Linked DNA regions of Homo sapiens: region 2 is linked to region 1. The links are chromatin loops, found by intact Hi-C in ENCODE. Cell type or tissue: endothelial cell of umbilical vein. All regions are shown on one strand. Links, peaks and the distances in the headings refer to the core of each region. The heading gives the core; the rest is flanking DNA. Region 1 overlaps LINC01911 (long intergenic non-protein coding RNA 1911). Region 2 overlaps ACVR2A (activin A receptor type 2A).

The links. Peaks named below come from ENCODE experiments on the same cell type or tissue, not always from the same donor. Only the 100,000 strongest peaks of a DNase experiment are listed, where the experiment ranks them.
Region 2: it touches region 1 in a loop (8-fold over the local background); 2 of 110 quality-filtered maps call a loop at or near these places.

The regions. Positions count from the first base shown.
Region 1 is chr2:146,870,385-146,879,765 of GRCh38, reverse strand. It overlaps LINC01911 (long intergenic non-protein coding RNA 1911), which reads right to left. Exons shown (of 7, transcript NR_187170.1): 7 at 1,546-1,844. Among named protein-coding and RNA genes, the nearest start is that of LINC01911, 37 kb to the right of the region's middle. In endothelial cell of umbilical vein, for the core only: no CTCF peak of the experiment used is centred there; a DNase peak (open chromatin) is centred at 5,275; H3K27ac peaks cover 1,479 bases.
Region 2 is chr2:147,907,428-147,916,808 of GRCh38, reverse strand. ACVR2A (activin A receptor type 2A) reads right to left here. Exons shown (of 11, transcript NM_001616.5): 5 at 1,475-1,618. Among named protein-coding and RNA genes, the nearest start is that of ACVR2A, 67 kb to the right of the region's middle. In endothelial cell of umbilical vein, for the core only: a CTCF peak has its summit at 5,667 (motif pointing right); DNase peaks (open chromatin) are centred at 2,858, 2,948, 3,188 and 5,678; H3K27ac peaks cover 258 bases.

The DNA.
Region 1 (9,381 bases), core at 975-8,974:
ATACAATGTAGTTCAATAAATATTTATTGAATAAATGGAGAGATTATCACTGGATATTTATTATCAGTCTTATCGTAAAGGTACATATGGAAACAAAAATAGGCTAATCTATAGCAGATACATTTAGAGTAGAATTAGAGTCAAGATGAGGTGCTAAAAGAAAATGCAACTGCTCCTTCTGTGGCTACACATGCAAGAGATGGAAATAAGGTAGCAGTCCAATTATCTTCTTGTAGAATGAAAAACCCTAAGTTTTCTTGAACTTTCTCTTTTACCTAGTGCCTCCAAATTCCTGTTGCTTAGCACATGATCTTCCCTTCTGAAGAAAACCTTCTTTCTTCTCTCTGGAGGACAGATATCGATGTTGCAGGTCACCTTCTGAAAAGCCATCTCTTGATCCCTCTCAGGTAATGTTAATTACCTCCTTTTTTGCACAAACAAAGTAGGCACTGCTCTTGTTATATTGTACTTTCCAAAGTACGACTCATTCTTTCAAACGTTTATGTCTCATGCTTGAGTCTTTCTAAAAATTAATATCTCTATTCTTGGCACAATATATACTTGCCAAATATTTATTGAATTAAAAGCTTTCCAGTAACATAATGCCAATAACATAGAGGAAACTTACAAAACAAGCTATCCTTAGAAAATGAAAAATAAAAAAATGGCCAAAGGATTACTGGCCCTTTGATAATGGTTCCTTAGTATCTGCACAGAATAAAGAGGGAAGTGACAATTACAGCTTTACTTGGGAATTCTAGATTCAGCCATTTACTAAAATACTTTCATTTTATACATCTGTATTTCCTAATACATAATATATAATGTAGATATAGATCTATATTTCATATATCTATATGTATACACATGCATATATGTTCATATGTATACATTATGTGTATATATGCATGCATGCATGTGTATTATATATATAATATCAGTGATCTCTCTTTTTCTATACATATGCATTTTTAGTTGATGGGGTATCTGTAAAAATGCTGTGCTTCTGCCAGCCTAGCTTTCCAAACAGGTCTCATAGAAACAAATGAAATAATCAAAACAACTCCTGTCCCTCCTTCAGCCACACTATTAGTTACCTGTTGAGTAATTTATTTTGCTGAAGATTTCGGAATCCTAAGGTTTAGAAATGAACAATAAATAGATAATCTATAGAACAAATCATACAATAAAGTTGATAATTTAAAAGAAGAAAAGTACCCAGAATATTTCTACTTAAAGGTAAGCTTTTCATATCTTAGGGCATTTTACTTTGTTTTGTTTCACTCTGAAGATCCACAGCTAGCCTTCAAAGGTTTGTGGGCCCCATTGAAATCATATGCTACATTTTGCAATATGTACATTTTTCTTAGGAAAGGTTTCTGGCCTTTTTTATGTAAAATTAAACTTTCAAGATCTACACCCTTCAAATGTTCTATTTTGTCCATTTAATGTGTTAGACAGTAGGATAAATATTTGATAAGGATAGTAAATATAGTAATACTTTACATATAGATAATAATTTCAAATTATTCACATCTCCGTATCTTTTTGACAACTCTAAGAAGTAGAGTATTTTTAATATTCATTTTGATAATGAAGAAATTGAAATTCAGATATCAAGCATCTTGCATAAATGAGTTTTTACATGGTAGACAACGAAACCATTTCTCCCATCTTCAAATCTGCAACTCATCTCAGTAGGCTTGTTCCTTGCCCCACCAGTCTTGTGCTCTTCAGGAATTTCTCTTCCTCCATCTGTTTTCCCATACACATGAGCATGATCAGTTCTTGAACAGCTTGTCCAAATGCTCCCTGTCCCACTTCCTACCATGGTTCCAGGTCTTCTGAGCGTAGAAGAAAAAACAGATCAACAGAATTGATATTTTGAGCTGGCAATCTGGAAGTCAGAATGGTCACACTTCATTGTTGGGTCACAGTAGTGGCACAGAGGAGTGCAAACATAATTATCAGAAAGAGCTTTGTACTGGAAATTCGGAGGCAGAGGTACAAGAAAAGGAGTGAACTTAGAATAAAGCAGGCAGGAGAAAGGCAAAGAGAGATATGTCAGCTGGTGTCATGGACCTAGGCTCAAATAGAAAAGATTCCTTTTCAGCACTAGAATTGTAAAACCTTACTAATGCTGGGAGAGCCTGTTCCCAGTAGCTTTTAGTGACTCTGTCTCTATCAGTAACTACTCTTTAAATCATCCTCCCTAGACAAAAGAAATGCATCAAAGGAAGGAGTAAAGAAGTTGAGGCCAAAACAGTCCATCTGACCCAACTCCCTAGGGAAATCTAAAGCATCTTAACTCTGCAGTGCCACCTTTATACTGCATGGATTCTAGTCCATTGAATCTTTGCAAGCCAAAACCATCTTTATTATTTTTCTCACGCAAACCTGACATCCTTTATCAGACTGGGAACATAAGTGTTTCTTCCTTCCTCCTCTTCATCCTCTTCCTGGAAGCTTTCACCTACCAAAACTAACAAAAACTTTTGCAATGTAATTTAAGCCTGAGAAGAGATAATACTGTGTTATGGTTCCTGAGGACCTGAGATATATCTCATTCATTCTTACTGTTTGCATTAAGAAATTGAGGTCCAGAAATATCACATCACCTAATTGGAGGTAGATGCCTTGGGCCTTTGGATCCCTGGCTCAGACCCACCCCCTCTGTACTGTGAAATGTTCAGTACATACATTGTCAATAATATTGCTTAACTGACTGACAGGAAAGGAAGTTAGTCACTGCTACTTATTCTTGGTATTAAGTTCAATATATGTATTCTATTTATCTAGAAACATAAATAAATTCAGAACCCCTTGGTACTTATTTTTCATATCAGTGCATGCATGCAGCAGATTAACCAAGTCAATATTTATCCCTACTTCAGACCATTTAGTTTTCTGTCTTACCAAGACAAGCATTGTGATTGGGCATATCCTAGGATACAAGAAGTTTCCACAAATCTATAGATATTCCCCACCACTAAGGGAACAATACACTTTGTAAACAAATGCTGTTTGTGTCTATGAGGACATGCAAAGCACTACAATGTACCTATCAGGGTATCTCAACACTCTTCCCTGCTTAGTCTCAGAGTCCTAGACATTGGTGGTGAAGAAAGGATGGAGACAGGAGAGAGAATGGACAATGTTAAGTGATACCTGAATTGACCTGTAAAGTCAGAGCAGATTTCAAAGAAAAATTGCAAAGCTAGTGAAGTTTCTCTTTGGAATTTTTATTCATTTCCAGATGTCTATTTTAATCAATAAGAAAACTTCTTGTCTGCTGAACTACTGGGGTGCTGATCCCAAATGGGTTTCTGGCTGACCTGAACCTCACTTTCTCTGGCATGTAGCATTGAGGAGAGAGCAAAGGTTTTGCAGTCCTCTCTTTGCTCTGCTAAGATAACCGGCACTGTTCCATTTGGGAACCGTTGGGAACAGCATTTGTCCAGCGCTGGGAGAGATGGCCTTCCCAACCTCAATTTCTCAATGATAGACATGGAACATAATTTGTAACTCTAAGCCACTGAAATTTTGTATCCGTGTGTTACAAAATCCTAAGCATAAATTAGCCTTTCCTAACTAATACATTCCTCCCCGCTTTTTCCCCTCCTAGTAAAAAATTAATGGAGTTCTGTTTATGGAACAGGAGATTAGAAAGTCACTCATTGTCTTGGTCGGCTCAGGACACTATAGCAAAATACCATATCCTGGGTGGTTTAAACAACAGACATTTATTTCTCACAGTTCTGGAGACTGGAAGCCCAAGTTCAAGATACCAGCGTATCTGGTTCCTGGTGAGAGCCTTTTTCCTGGCTTATAGACAGCTGCAGGGCTGGGGTGAAGATCTTGTGTTTCTTCATTTCCTTATAGTGGCAGTAATCCCATCATGAGGGTCCCACTTTCAGGACCTAATCTAAACTCAATTACCTCCCAAGAGCCCTACTTCCAAATACTATCACGTTGGGAGATAGGGCTTCTATATATGAATTTTCTGGACACATTCAGTCCATAACACCTACATATTACAACTAGTAATACAGGCAGAATGAACAGTGGCATTCTAACACCAATTTAGTTGAAGGTAAAGCAGTGCATCCTATTAAAAGCAAACCTGGTGAAATGAGAGGGAAGAATGAGTGAGTGGTTCTTCCATTTAGAGGTGGCTGAGGGGCACAGTGCATAAGAGAAATGATGTTATGTGACATTTCCTATATTGGCATTTCATCCCAATCTCTACTAGATTAACAACCCTGAAAAATTTTCTCAACTTCCCTGAGCCTCAGTTTCCTCATCTGTTAAAAATATATATATATTTCTCATATTGTTGTTAGGGGGATTAAATGAGATAACACATATAAAATACCTAGCATAATGCTTGGAGATTAGCAGTACATTTAATAAATAGAACAATTATTTTTATATTTTTATTCTAACAGTTTTTTCATCTCATCTCAATTCCTGTCTGATTACAGCCATGCATGCTTCAGCAGTGTAAAAATAATTATTTTCATTCATTTGAATGGCTTACCACTTTTGCCTAATGATGTGTAGCACAATAGCTGTTATACATATCATTAAATATGTGTCTGATTAATCTTATTATAATTTTAATTGCAACATGAAATTCCTCTCATGCATACTCAGCCATCAAAGGCTGTTGTTCATGAAACATGGCTGGCTACTGTCAACCTGAAAGAATTACAGGGAACATTGATCACATATAGTATATATCATAGACCTAAGAACAGCCTTGCACAAAGGACAGAAAACAAATTTGGGAGTCATATACACCAAGAACTGAAAGCTTTACCCAACCACTGTAATTTATTCAACTTTCTTCTGAGAGTTTTTCTCTGAAAAATGTGGCCAGTGATACCCACCATGTAGGATCTTGTGAGGAATCGAGATATTTTATGTAAGGTGATCAACAAGGACCTTGGAACACAATAGACAGTTAATTATATTAGATATTACTACTTTCATACTTTTGGACTTTAACTTGGAAGGGACTTCCAGAAGCCCATAGTATTAACCACCTCTGCTTCAAAGGCGAGATGTTGTCACCTCCCCCACTCTCATTTTCTACAAACACAGGGTATAAGACACCAGCATGATTTGCCCAAGGTTAGGCAGCTTGCAAGTGAAGGAGGTAGAAGCTGAGCCAGCAGTGGGTGCCCCACCTCTTCCTTTACTTCCTTCTTTCACTCAGCTCATGCCCGTGGTTGGCGAAACAACCCAAAGCACACATTCTTCTGGTGCTGAGTCAGTGGCATCCTGTGCCTTCCCAAAGAGAGGAAGCACATTTGAGTCAGGAGGAAATGGAATTGCCAAGTAGGAAAAGAAATCCGAGAACAGAGGACAGCCGACCTGTTCTGTGCTATAAATGTGGCAAAAAGCCACATTAAAGTGGTTCTGTAGACTCAGTAATCTTGAGAAAATTAAAATCTGTCAGTATCTGAATCTACATTCCTCCTTCAGGAAGGAAACTAGAATGACTTCTTGTTAATAAGAACCTGTCTTCATAAGGCCTAAACCCCAAGTTTCCCAGGAGACCTGGCCCTCCCTTTGGCTGTCATCCCTGAATACTTTCTTTATCATTTAGGTCTCCTTCACCTGAGTCTGACTCAGTGTACAGATGGAGCAAGGAATCTGAGCTGTCCCAGATGCTGGCTGCACACTGTCATTGTAGTAGTGGCTGCTCATTCAAGGACCCCATCTAACACGTGCAGTCCCATCTCAGAATGGGTAGCTGCTTTCTCAGAAGGTTTAGTGCTGGTGCATAAACCTTGACTCAGAGCCCTATGAGGCTGATAGAAAAGTCAGACTTGACTACTCGATTTCTTTCCTTTCCATTATCACTGTGACCTAGTTTTCTCTCCAAAGCCATGGGGACAGTGTGTTAATGGTGGTTTGAACCTTGGCATAGTATCTCACTGGGAGGTGAGTCACTTTTCTTCTCAGGTGTTCCAATGAAACGGTCATTGCAAGGATGAAATAAAAGACTATGGCTGAATAGACTAGATATACATTAGGTATGAGGAAAATGATACTGTGCCTTTATTTGCTGCAAAATAAAAGCTAAGTTTAGAGAAAGAGCTATAATAAATATAAATATTTCTGATAATTTCAAACTGATAGGGTTAAAGATAGAGGAGAGTGCTACTTCCCCATCATGTTGAATATCTCATTTTCTATAACCATTACTTAAAATTTATGATGAATTTATGAAAAAAAATTTAAAGTTTATATGGAGAAGCAGTGAGACTTTAGAGAGTAATTAATATATATATATTAGGTATTCATTTCCATTTTAATTGAAATGACTTTTCATACATCAGGAAAACCTTTAATAAAGGAAGCAAAACTAGACGTTTGACATGACACTTTGTTGATGAATTCGGAGTATTGAAGCAATTTGAGGGTAAATATTTTTCTGGTTATGATAGAATCAAGTTGTGATTTTTCTGGTTATGAACTTGTGGTTTGGAAGATTAAGAGCTTTGTTGCCAGAGAAGTTGTTTTTCATCAGCTTGGGCAGTTTTGTTGGGTTCTTCAGTAAGGTCCTGGCAAAAGCCAGTCTCATGATTAAAGCTGAAAATCCCATGATGCTCCATGAATTTTTTAAACCTAAATATATTCATAATAATAAACACATGGTATCTCAATGTCCTTCATAACAATTTTGGAGAAGTGGGGAAGCAGTTAACTTCTTTTTGTCTGCATTAAGTGTCAATGAAGGAGAAAATGGGCTTTTATATAGGTTCTATAAGCTGGAAGTTCTGAAGCATTTTCTATAAGTCATATCATCTATACTACTAAGAGTTCAATATGTTATGTGTACAATTTGTTTATATCAATATACCCACGTATAACACCATTGATGCCACGAAGAGTTAGAAAAAGTAACACTGTGGAAATGTTAGTGTGAGCCAGTATTGCCTGTTTGTATGGCTTGATGATTTCAAGCCTATCTGGCACATAAGCCATATGGGGCTATTCCTGGAATGTGATTTCCATTTGGGCTCAGTCCTATGACTAGCTGATAAGGGCTGTGGAAATGTATATGAGAGGAAATTTGTAGCTGTTATACCCTCATCTAGATAATCAAATTGAGGCACCTATAGATGAATAGCTCCAAGTTCTGTCTACCTTGCAGACTACTGAGGAAGATGAAATGTCAGTAAGTGGACCCATACAGTTCAAACCTGTGTTGTTCAAGGGTCACCTGTATAGTACTTGCAGTTTTCTGGAAAGTGTGTTAAGTTTCATGTTGAAAAAGTATTGTTGCTGCATAACCATCCAGGTACAATTCTTACCATGTTCTCTTGTTTCTTTAAATTAAATGAAAACTTTCACAAACTCCTTCCCTTATCTCATAGCCCAATTTTCAGGAAGTCTAGAATTTTGCTCTTGTCTCATTTGCCCTCATTTTACCAATGAGGAGACAGTTTCATAGCATGAGAGGGATAACTGCTGAGTTAGGTTAACAAAAATTATTGACATAAGAGAAGGCCCTTGGGAACAGTGACAGGATTGTTACTTAGACCTTCTTTTCTTGGGTCATTATGAACTTGAAAAGGAAATCTATGTTCCATCTCTCTTGTTTGTGTTCTTAAGAGTGAAGCAAGGAGATTTAATACTTAAAAAAAATGCTGGAATAGGGCATACCTACTGTATGTCAGGCACTGAACTTGTGCTAAGGATACAGCTGTGAAAAAGACAAACATAATTTACATTCTCAAATGCCACTGTGAAAAGATAAGCGAACAAATAAGTGGTGAATACGTTGGGGACTAGTTCTTCCATTGCAAAATTACTACTATGGGAACTTACAGCAAAACAGCTAAAGTACAGTAAGGTTATCTTTTATAAAATTAACCAGAAATAACTACAGAATTTTGGAGTTGTAGGTTGGGCGCCGTGGCTCACACCTGTAATCCAAGCACTTTGGGAGGCCGAGGCAGGTGGATCACCTGAGGTCAGGAGTTCGACACCAGCCTGGCCAACATGATGAAACCCCGTCTCCACTAAAAATACAAAAATTAGCCAAGCATGGTGGTGGGCACCTGTAATCCCAGCTACTCAGGAGGCTGAGGCAGGAGAATCACTTAAACCTGGGAGACAGAGGTTTTAATGAGCCAAGATCATGCCATTGTACTCTAGCCTGTGCAACAAGAGTGAGACTCCACCTCAAAAAAAAAAAAAAAAAAAAAAAAAAAAAGGAGAAGAAGAAATTTGGAGTTGTAGACACCCTTTGTGAGAGGCTTTGGACAGATATAGAATCTCTGGCCTGTTTAGGAAAAGAAGGGACATCAGTTTCCTACTACTTAACAAATGACTACAAACTTAATGGTTTCAAACATATTATCTTAAGAGCTCTACAAGTTAGGAGTCTTATAGGACTAAAAATATCAGCAGAGCTATGTTCCCTCTGGAAAGTCTAGGGAGATTGTGTCCTTGCCTTTTCCAGCTTCTAGAGCAAGCTTGTCCAACCCGCAGGGCACACGTGGTGCAGGATGGCTTTTAATGCGGCCCAACACAAATGTGTAAACTTAAAACATTGTGAGATTTTTTTTTTGCGATTTTTTTTAAAGCTCTTCAGCTATCATTAGTGTTAATATATTTTATGTGCGGGCCCAGACAATCCTTCTAATATGGTCCAGGGAAGCCAAAAAATTGGACACCCCTGTTCTAAAGGCTTCTGACCATCCTTGGCTCACAGCCATGTCACTCAACTTCTGCACATCTTCTTTGCCTCTAACTCTCTTGCATCCCTCTTTCACCTGTAAGGACCTGTATGATTACACTGAGCCTGCCTATATAATCCAGGATACTCATCTCAGCATTCTTAACCACATCTGTAAAGTAATTCTTTGCCATGTAAAGTAATAACGACTCATACATTCTGGGGATTAGGAGGTAAATGTCTTTAGGGAGGGAATTCTGTCGCCTAGCACAGAACATAGAGTGAGAATTAAAAATGTTTCAATTTAACATCTGTTGGGGATGGAATGTTTTTGTAGCCCCCCAAATTAATATGTTGAAATCCTAACCCTCAATATAATGGTGTTAAGAGGTGGGGTTTTTGAGAGGTAATTAGGTCCTGAGGGGAGAGCCCTTATGAATGGGTTCAGCATCCTTATAAAGGGGTTCACAGAGAACTCTCTCATCCTTTTCTCACCATGTGAAGATAAATGAGAAGACAGCCACCTGCAGCTCAAAAGAGAGCCCTCACTGCAACCCATCCATGCTGGTGCTCTGGTCTTGCACTTTCAGCCTCTAGAACCGTGAACAATAAATTTCTGTTTTTTATTAGCTACCCAGTCTATGGTGCTTTGTTATAACATCTCAAGCTAAGACAATAATTAA
Region 2 (9,381 bases), core at 771-8,770, 1.0 Mb before region 1:
AGGTCTATGAGAAAGCAAGGGGCAAAGATATGCAATGCAATAATTTAAGACACCATATATTCACTTGTGCCTGCAAGCAATCCATGTCTACTAAGTATCTACTTATAAAAGATTAGCTTCTTTTCACTACTAAAAGACAATAATAGTAAGAGGCACTATGGCATAATGGTTAGAAACCCTTAGAAACTCTCTGCATCCAAACTGTCCAAACTTAAATCCTGGCTCTCCCACTAACCTCTGGCAAGTTACATAATCCTTCAGTGTCCTCATTAAGTAGAAAAGGCATTGTAGTGTCTGTCTTATAGAATTGTTGTATTATATGTTGCATTTTATGTACATGTGGGTAATATACGTACACATATTAGTGAGTACTCATATATGTAAAACACCCCTACCTGACCCAATAAAAGCATACAATAAAATGTTAGCTACTGTTGTTGCTGTTGTCGGGCTTGTTAATATCATCCAAATGCCTTTCTCTGAGCTTTATGCTTCCTTACACATGGAAATAATTTCTTCCCTTATCTTATTTATGAATCTTGGCACAACAGAATACACTTTCTCTCTGAAAACTAAACTGTGGTTTACAGCTACCAAAAAAAAATGTAATACAGTTCATAAACTCTATGTAAACAGTTTATAGACTGAACAGAGGAGGTAAGATTGAACAGAGGAGGTAAAAAGGTTAAAATCTAGGTATATTAAGACAAAGAAACTGCTTATATGATAACTTTGGAAAAAGAAACATCCACTCTCTAAGTATGGTGGTAGAGCCTGCAACACCAAATCCAGCCAAGACGTCAGTACCAAGGGTATCATGAGCTGCCAGGGTATATAAGCAAGAGATGGGGAAGACAGAATCATCATAAATCTATACCACCAACGGAACAAAACAAAACACAAGAATAGCTCAGAGGTACATTAGATCAGAGTTTTATGAGAAGTCCAGCCAACCTTAAAAACAATTCAACAGTAAACCAATTATTTGAAGTCTCGATTGCCTCTGAAAATGCATCAAACAAAAACTGAAATAATTAAACACTCAAAGTAGAATGAAAGTAAGTCAAGTCTGGTGATATACCTCTAAATACCAATTCTAAAACAAAGTATACTGCTCTTTTGTTTTTTTGTTTGCTTTCTCTGACAACGTAGGGGGATATTAAAATTTAACCACTCAATTAGACTTGTTTATTGGAATCTTTATCTTTATTTAACATTTCTATTAGAATTTTCACTGGCAAAAGATCTACTATGCATTCATTTAATTCCACCACTCCAGACAAACATAATGATTGTTATATTAACAATTCCATTTCTCAGATGCAAAGGCAGGCATTAAAAGAGCTAACTGCTTTCCCCAGTATCACAAAGAACCACCTTGGTACATATGGCTTCTGTTTTGAGACTATTTCTGAGTTATGATGACCTAGCCATAAAACATGTATGTAAGATGACAAAACTGCAATAAACATACCTGTATTGGAAATATTTTGACAGCCACATATTCGTTAAGCAACTGGGCTTTCCAGACACAACCAAATCTTCCCCTTGCTTTCACTTCTAATAACTGCAGTGGTTTCAAACCTAGTAATGGAGAAGGTGGGGGTGGTCCTGGGTCCTACAGATAAATAATAATAATACTATAAATAAGCAGAACATGACACACACCAACTCTGAAAATGAGAAAAAAAGTGAGTATACTGAAAAGTCAACTGACAGAAACAGTAAACACATATGAATGACATTAACTTCAATGTTGCCATAATTAGATTACTAATTATCTATAGTGATCACAAGGCAGGCAACCTGAATTCAGAGTTTCATAATAATGTTCAGCATTATTGCTATATATGTACCACAGGAGAGAAGATCTAAAATCTTTCTGATCAGTCTCAGTAATATTCCCCACTAAGATTTTCTGTGAACTACGAAATACTCCTAACAATATTTCATTTGTTTCATCCAGTGTGTACTTCGAGGAGGATGATTTGAAAAGTGCCAGAAACAGCAAATTATGACTATATATCAGCAAAAACCTCTCCTGAAGATCTATTACTTTCTCCAGTGACTGTTTAAATTTTTTCTTCATTAATCTCAGAGATACCGGCAGTCATTCTTAAACACATTGCAGATAGGTATATCAAATACAAAGCACATACAGGAAATATGTAAGTAAATATTTCTTTAACCAAACTGGTTCATTCTAATTTTAAACATATTAACAATTCATCCCTTTGATCTGAGATAAAAAATCATTTGTGTTCTGGAACTGACTGACTGGCAAAGAAGTACGAATAAAAATCCAGAAAAGAAGTGGTCATCATAGTAGATAACAGGATATGGTAAATGAAAGAAACGTGCACTGCTATAGTTTTTTAAAAATAGAGCAAACATAATATATAAATAGGAATACAGCATCTACAAATCACAAGGAAATCCTATCAAAGCAGAATGCAACCCTCCATTGAAAGCATTCTCTCAGTTCCCTATCTGCAACTAAAGCAAGATGCAGGAAGCCTTTTGGAAAGCTTCCAGAGAAAAGCAACAGAAGGGTTTGGAGGGCTGCATAATGAGTATTTTGAGGAGGAACTAAAATTTCTGTGGCAAAAGCAACTGATATGATGACACTGGGTGGCACCTCAGACACTTGGAAATGGTATGTGATCCCAGATCAATGCATCCTCTCTGCCTTTCTTTTTCTCTCTTCTTCTAATGCCTCAAAGACAGTTAGTGCTTTCTTTAGGCATCACTCAGCTCACTGGTGCCACTCAGGAGTTTTAAAAGTTTACTGTGTACTAGAAAGAACCTCAGCAACAGAAACATTGCAAGGTGTTATGTAGGAAAAACATGCAATTTCTTCTTCTAAATGAAACCATCTTTATAAAATGGCTTTAGAATTCCTGTTTAAACAGTAAGATAAAACAAAAGACTTCTTGTGACTCATTTCAAACTCAGACTTTTTTTTTTTTTTTTTTTTTTTTTTTTTGTCTACAAGTTGCTTGTCCTTCCCACATTCAAAACATGAAAGAACGTTTCTGTTTAGCAGAGTGACGGGTCAAGGAGGTCAGATATAAATCTTATAGGAAGGATGGGCTCTCAAGTGTGATTCTCAGTGGAGGGGACACAAGAACCTCTAGAGAGTTTTTATTAAAAACTACACCCTCCCTCCCTCATTCTTCAAGTGATCACCTCTATCCGAGAAATTCTACTGATCAGAGCAGACTGCTTATATGAATGTGGAGACAAGAGAAAAAAAGCTTGAAAACAACTCTTCTACAGGAAAGGAAACCATTCAGTCCTCAAGGGCAAAGAGTTATTGTATAACTGCATAAAGACATATTTAAACTAAATAGAAAATGTTAGAAAGGTAGAGAGATAGGTTTCAAACCAGAGGGGATGCCAAAAACTAAAAACTAAAGTATACAGAAAATGGCTGAAAGCTGAAGAGGAAAAATAACTAGGTAGAGGGAATACAGTGCTAAATTACAATATTAAGATTTTTAATAGCTTTTATGTACACTGGTAATGTCTCTATAGTTAATCTACACATTACCCATTCTCTGTTCTAAAGGACATCAACAACATGAATATGATTCAGTCTGTAAGATATAGATTATTTAATCCACAATTAATATGTCAGCAATTCAAACTATGATTTTAGTATAACATTAATTTTAGAAAAAATAATTTTTAATATCTACATTAAAAAAAAAAGTTCATTAAATGTTTTCCAAATGCATATACTTCAAGTTCCCATACATTCCCAAGGCTCTGTTTAACAAGTTTCTAAGCTATCATTATTTCAGAAAGAAATAATCTTAGATCACCCTCCTACTATAATTTATTCAATATTGTATAGTAACAGCCAGAACAAATATTGTTGTCAAAATTACTTAAAAGGTAAAAGCTTCAATTAGAAAGAATACTGGTCAATTTCGAAAGGGTGACAAAAAGGTCTACAAGGTCTTCCTGTAGAATCTCAAAACCTTTAGCAATGACATGAGCTTTTCAAAAATGGAATTTTAAATAATATTCTTTAATACACAAAGGATTGGGTTCAAAAATGATAACTGTAGGACAGATTATAAAATCTCTAATCCTTTTTAAATAAAAAATTACTAGAATGAAACTTTAAATTCATCTGTAAGTTTCACTCATCCTATAATAGTAGAAATGATTTTCAATTAATTGGCATCATTATAGTAATTTATTCACAAAAAAATCAATACTTGATTCTAAAAATAAAAATGTATACCTTTAAAATATATGAGCCCCTGGGAAGACAAATGTAGACATAAATTTCAAAATGACAAGCAATTTCTGATGTCATACACAAAATATGGCTTTACCTGGCTACATAGAGAAACCAATGGGGAGCTGAGAGGCACCTAGAAGGATTTCAGAATTCCTAAAAACTTCCCTAAATTTCCAGTTCTCTTACAACATCCATGCTATTTTGCAAAACTAAAAAGATATGCATTCAAACACAGTTCTGATTACATTTCTTCTTTACTCATTTATATGTAAAAATTATGGTATCAGAAGACATCAGCTTCAGAACACATACTGAAATGATAACCTGGTAAAAAGTAATCTCCTGCCCCCAAACCACTACCCAATATCATTACTATAACCAACAGTGGAATAAATTATTAGAGGTGGGAAGCTACAAAGTCATCTCTGATCATTTTACTTATTCTGAGTTCTCCATTTGAAGGGTGAATTTTAATCTAATTAAACGCTTAAACCTCAGATAGCAAAATATCATCAAAAGTTATACTCCTGTAGCTAGTTCATTTGCTAAAGATGCCAAAGATGAAGCTATCTAAAAATATCTATTTCACATTTAAATACAATGGGCTGGATTAGAAAATCGACCCCTGTTAAAAATGAACACATGCTGACATTTAAGCTAATGACATATAAAAATTAACCAATACAAGGTTTTTGAGGCGAATGGAGCCGTTAAGGTGTTAACTTCTAATCAAGTAAAACGGTTTTTTCTACATCCTACCTTAAATAAATATAAATACTCTCAGTCTCTTAAAACTAAAAGCCATTCCTAAGTCAAATCAATCACATTTTAATTATAAAAGCTGGGTGAGGGAGAACCCTTTATGACATAAATATATAAATTATAGAGGATGCACAGTAAAGCAGTAACAACAACAAAAATCTAAGAACAAAATGTTTAGTATGCATCCACAGAAAGTTCCACAACCATAAAACAAACATCAATGCATCTTACCTCTATCATTATATGAAAGGCGTGCTTGTGAAGAAAAAACACAGGCAAAAGAAATTACGATTCATATCCAGAATGAAATGAAAAATGACACATCAGTTACAAAAGTGAAGGAAAGAGAATAATGGTTTAGTATTTTAAAAGTTGGCAATGATCCAAAGTTTTACATTGTTTAAATAAAGATAGGGAACACTTTCCTTACAAACAGAGGAAAGTAATATCAAAAAGAACCCCTTAGATATGAGAGATAGGTGGTAAACAAATTCTTGACTCCAGTTTAATCCCAAGTTAACTGATCCAATGACTTCATGCCTGCAAACAAACTAAATCAAGTCTTAAATAATGATTATTTATTTTTCTAAGAGCCTCTAGAGTCTAAATTATAAAACAAGGAATTTACAAATTGGAATTGCCTTCTCGACACTAGAGGGCAGTATTGCCTTTAGCAAAAACGAGCTAGCAGCCCTAACAAATTTATATATAGCTAGAAATCAGTTTCTCAGACTTTCTGATAGTTGTCTTAAGAACCTCTAGAATTTCCTATTTCCTGAACTGCCTCACTTCCCTTTCATGGAAGACAGAATCATAATGGTGAGACAGAAAAATGTTTCTGGTGGCTATGTGCGTGCACCATAATACACCATGGCAAGAAACTAAGACAGGAAAACAAGATCATCAGAATTAAGTAAAACATAGTGACAGAATATTATCAAACCTACTTGCCCAGCACATCAAGGTGAAGCAGTTAAGCAGAGGTGGCCCTGGGAACAAGTAATCACACATCTCACATTCTAAAGACACTCAGACACTGATAGAGAACAGGATTTTCATTTTTCCAGTCATCCCAAAATAGGTAAGGGTCTAAATTTAAAATTAAAAGAAATATGATCACCAGTGGTAGGGAAGGCTGAGAATTCCTCCAATGGATGATGGCTATGTTCCCCAGTTTCCAATATTTCTATAGAGAACAATAGCACTGACAAAACAGAATGGACAACTCATTTATCTGTACCAGTTGCTTAACTAGTTTTCTTCCTTCTAGATTTTCTTCCTGTGATAATGATTCAAGAGTATTTATAATTCATCCAAAAGGCTGAGATAATCCTACTATCAAAACATCTTATCCAGTACTCCAGAGTAAAATTAATCCCTTGAAAGAAATACATGCCAACTGAATAAGTAGACTATGGTTTCCAAAGGCTCAAGGATCTCTCAGATCTTGTTTAAATACAGGTGTTTTCAGAGATAAAGATGACACTATAAAGATGACACTATACTAGCACTGTGCAAGTAGGTGCTATCCATACATCTTACCAAAAAGTATGTCTCTGCCCAATACATTTCCCAAGAAATGAACATTAGGATAAGCTATAAAATAACCCAAACTGACACCAAGAACAAGCCTCAAAATATCAACTATGCAACAAAATATGAAGGGTAAAAACGGAACAAAAAAATACATTCACTTAAGTACATGAATAAATACAAAATAACCACATATGTTTGCTTAATACACTTCTCAATAAATGAGGATTAGAATAAACAAACAAGAGACACCAGCAACAGTCCTCAATGTATAAACTACATGACAAAATAAGAGCGGTAAAGCAAAATTTTTTTAAAGGCCAGGTGTGATAGCTCATACCTATAATCTCTGCATTTTGGGAGGCCAAGGCAGGAGGATCTTTGAGCTCAGGAGTTCGAGACCAGCCTAGGCAACACAGGGAGATCCCTTCTCTACAAAAAAATTTTTTAAAAATTAGCTGGGCGTGGTTGCATATGCCTGTGGTCCCAGCTACTCGGATGTCTGAGGAGGGAAGACATCTTGAGCCTGGGAGATTGAGGCTGCAGTGGGCTGTGATCATGCCACTGCATTCCCGCCTGGGTGACAGAGTGATACCTCATCTCCAAAAATAAAAATAAAGCAAAATAAAATGCACTAAAATATACAACTAAGCAAAAAGCAAACAAAACTCTGGATTCACAACATAGAAAATGTAGCTTGACTATTATATACTATAACTGTAGGTAACGGTGAAAATCGAATCTGCACATTAATATCAAGCTATTAGGTTTGTAGGTGAGAAAAAGATTTGTTGCTTCTCCCTGAGGTGGAAAAAAAACTACTGCCAAATATCAGAAAAGAATGAAGAATAGTTCATTCATTCATTCATTCATTCATCCAACAAATTTTACTGAGTAACTAGTCTGTGCCAGGCACTGACTAGCCAGGCTCTCATGAAGCTTGCAGCAGTGCAGGACAGAAGGACTAATCAACAATTCACACTAATAAAAAGGAATTCAGTACCTTCAACATCTGTAAAGAGAAACCTGACTTATAATGACAGGTAAAGTCTGAGAAGATTTCCCTGTGGAGAACACCCTTGAAAAATGGAGTAAGTACTAGGGAGAAGCAGTTAAGGTGAAAAACAGAGTTGAGACATCCTAGTTTCCTGGCTTATGCAACCAAATGGACAGTGGTTCCATTTACTGAGAACCAGGTTTGTGAGAGACAATCACTACCTGTGAATGGTAAGTGCTTGGAGACATATAAATGGAGATATTTAGTAAACACATACACAGATCTGGAATACAAAAAATCTTTCCAGAAAATAGAGATTTTTGTTTATATACTATAAATATGTATATATGATATGTGTTATAAGATTTCTTTTATTTACTATTCAAACCATTCCAAGAAATATCTGTATCTCTGTATCTAGAGAGAGAGAGACTGATTTTTTTCTGGGAGTGGAGATACCTCACTCAACAACTTTTTAGGACTACCAAGACGAATTAAGGTCCTCCTATCCAAACTATATGAAAACTGACAAATTCTGAATTTGTTTCCTCTTAATATCAACTAATTATTTTACATTCTAAGAAATTTTACCATTTTAAATTTTAAAAAGACTATCCTGCCAAGCAGAATAGAAACAGAATTTATAAATAATACAGTATATGCGAGGACAATGTTTCTGAACTAAGGAAAGCAAGACATACATTAAGAGATTCAACAGTATTGACATGTCAATTGCACAGCAATGATTCCAGCCAATTAGATCGTCAAAATTCCTCTGTGATAATTCCTACTTCCTACAGTTTCTCTCATCTTACTCCTCTTGAAAGGAAAGCAAAGAAAGGCCAAGGCAGGTGAAATGAAGATTCTGGATATGTTCCCTAAGAAGTAGAGCACCTCAAGGTAGCCAGCACTGGAGTTAAAAGTCTGAAAAAAACGTAGGTATGCCCATTCTCTTTTTGGGGTTGATGCTTAAAAGAATCAGGTTTTATGACTGGCTACAGAAGTTTATTTTGATTTATTTTCATATCTGTATTCTGCAAGTGTAGCTGAAAAAACCAGAAAATAAACCATGTTACACATGAATAAATTGTGAGATGGTAAAATGGTTATCTACAAGGCCACATATAGTCACTATGAAAACTATTTTAAATGTAGTTTATATACTTTGATCTCTTTATCCTACTTTGCTTTTTTTTTCTTTTTTTTCTTTTTTTTTTTTTTTTGAAACAGAGTCTTGCTCTGTCACCCAGGCTAGAGTGCAGTAGCATGGTCTCGGCTCACTGCAAGCTCCGCCTCCCAGGTTCAAGCAATTCTCCCACCTCAGCCTCCGAAGTAGCTGGGATTACAGGTGTGCACCACCATGCCTGGCTAATTTTTGTATTTTTAGTAGAGATGGGGTTTCCCCATGTTGTTTTCCCATGTTGGCCAGGCTGGTCTCAAACTCCTGACCTCAGGTGATCCACCCACCTCGGCCTCCTAAAGTGCTGGGATTACAGGTCTGAGCCACCACACCCAGCCCCTGCTTTGGTTTTTTTATGGACTCCACTTAATTATTTACTGAAATAAGCCATTCAATCAATGGGCAATAATCCTTGGATATAAATGCCCAGGCTTTGCCACCCACTAGGGTGACTCTAAGCCAAGTCACTTCATCTATGAATGCCTCAATTTTCTTATCTATAAAACGGACTTCAAAACTACAATGAGATAGCATCTCACAACAGTCAGAATGGCTGATTATTAAAAAGTCAAGAAACAACAGGTGCTGGCGAGGCTGTGGAGAAATGGGAACACTTTCACATTGTTGGTGGGAATGTAAATTAGTTCAACCATA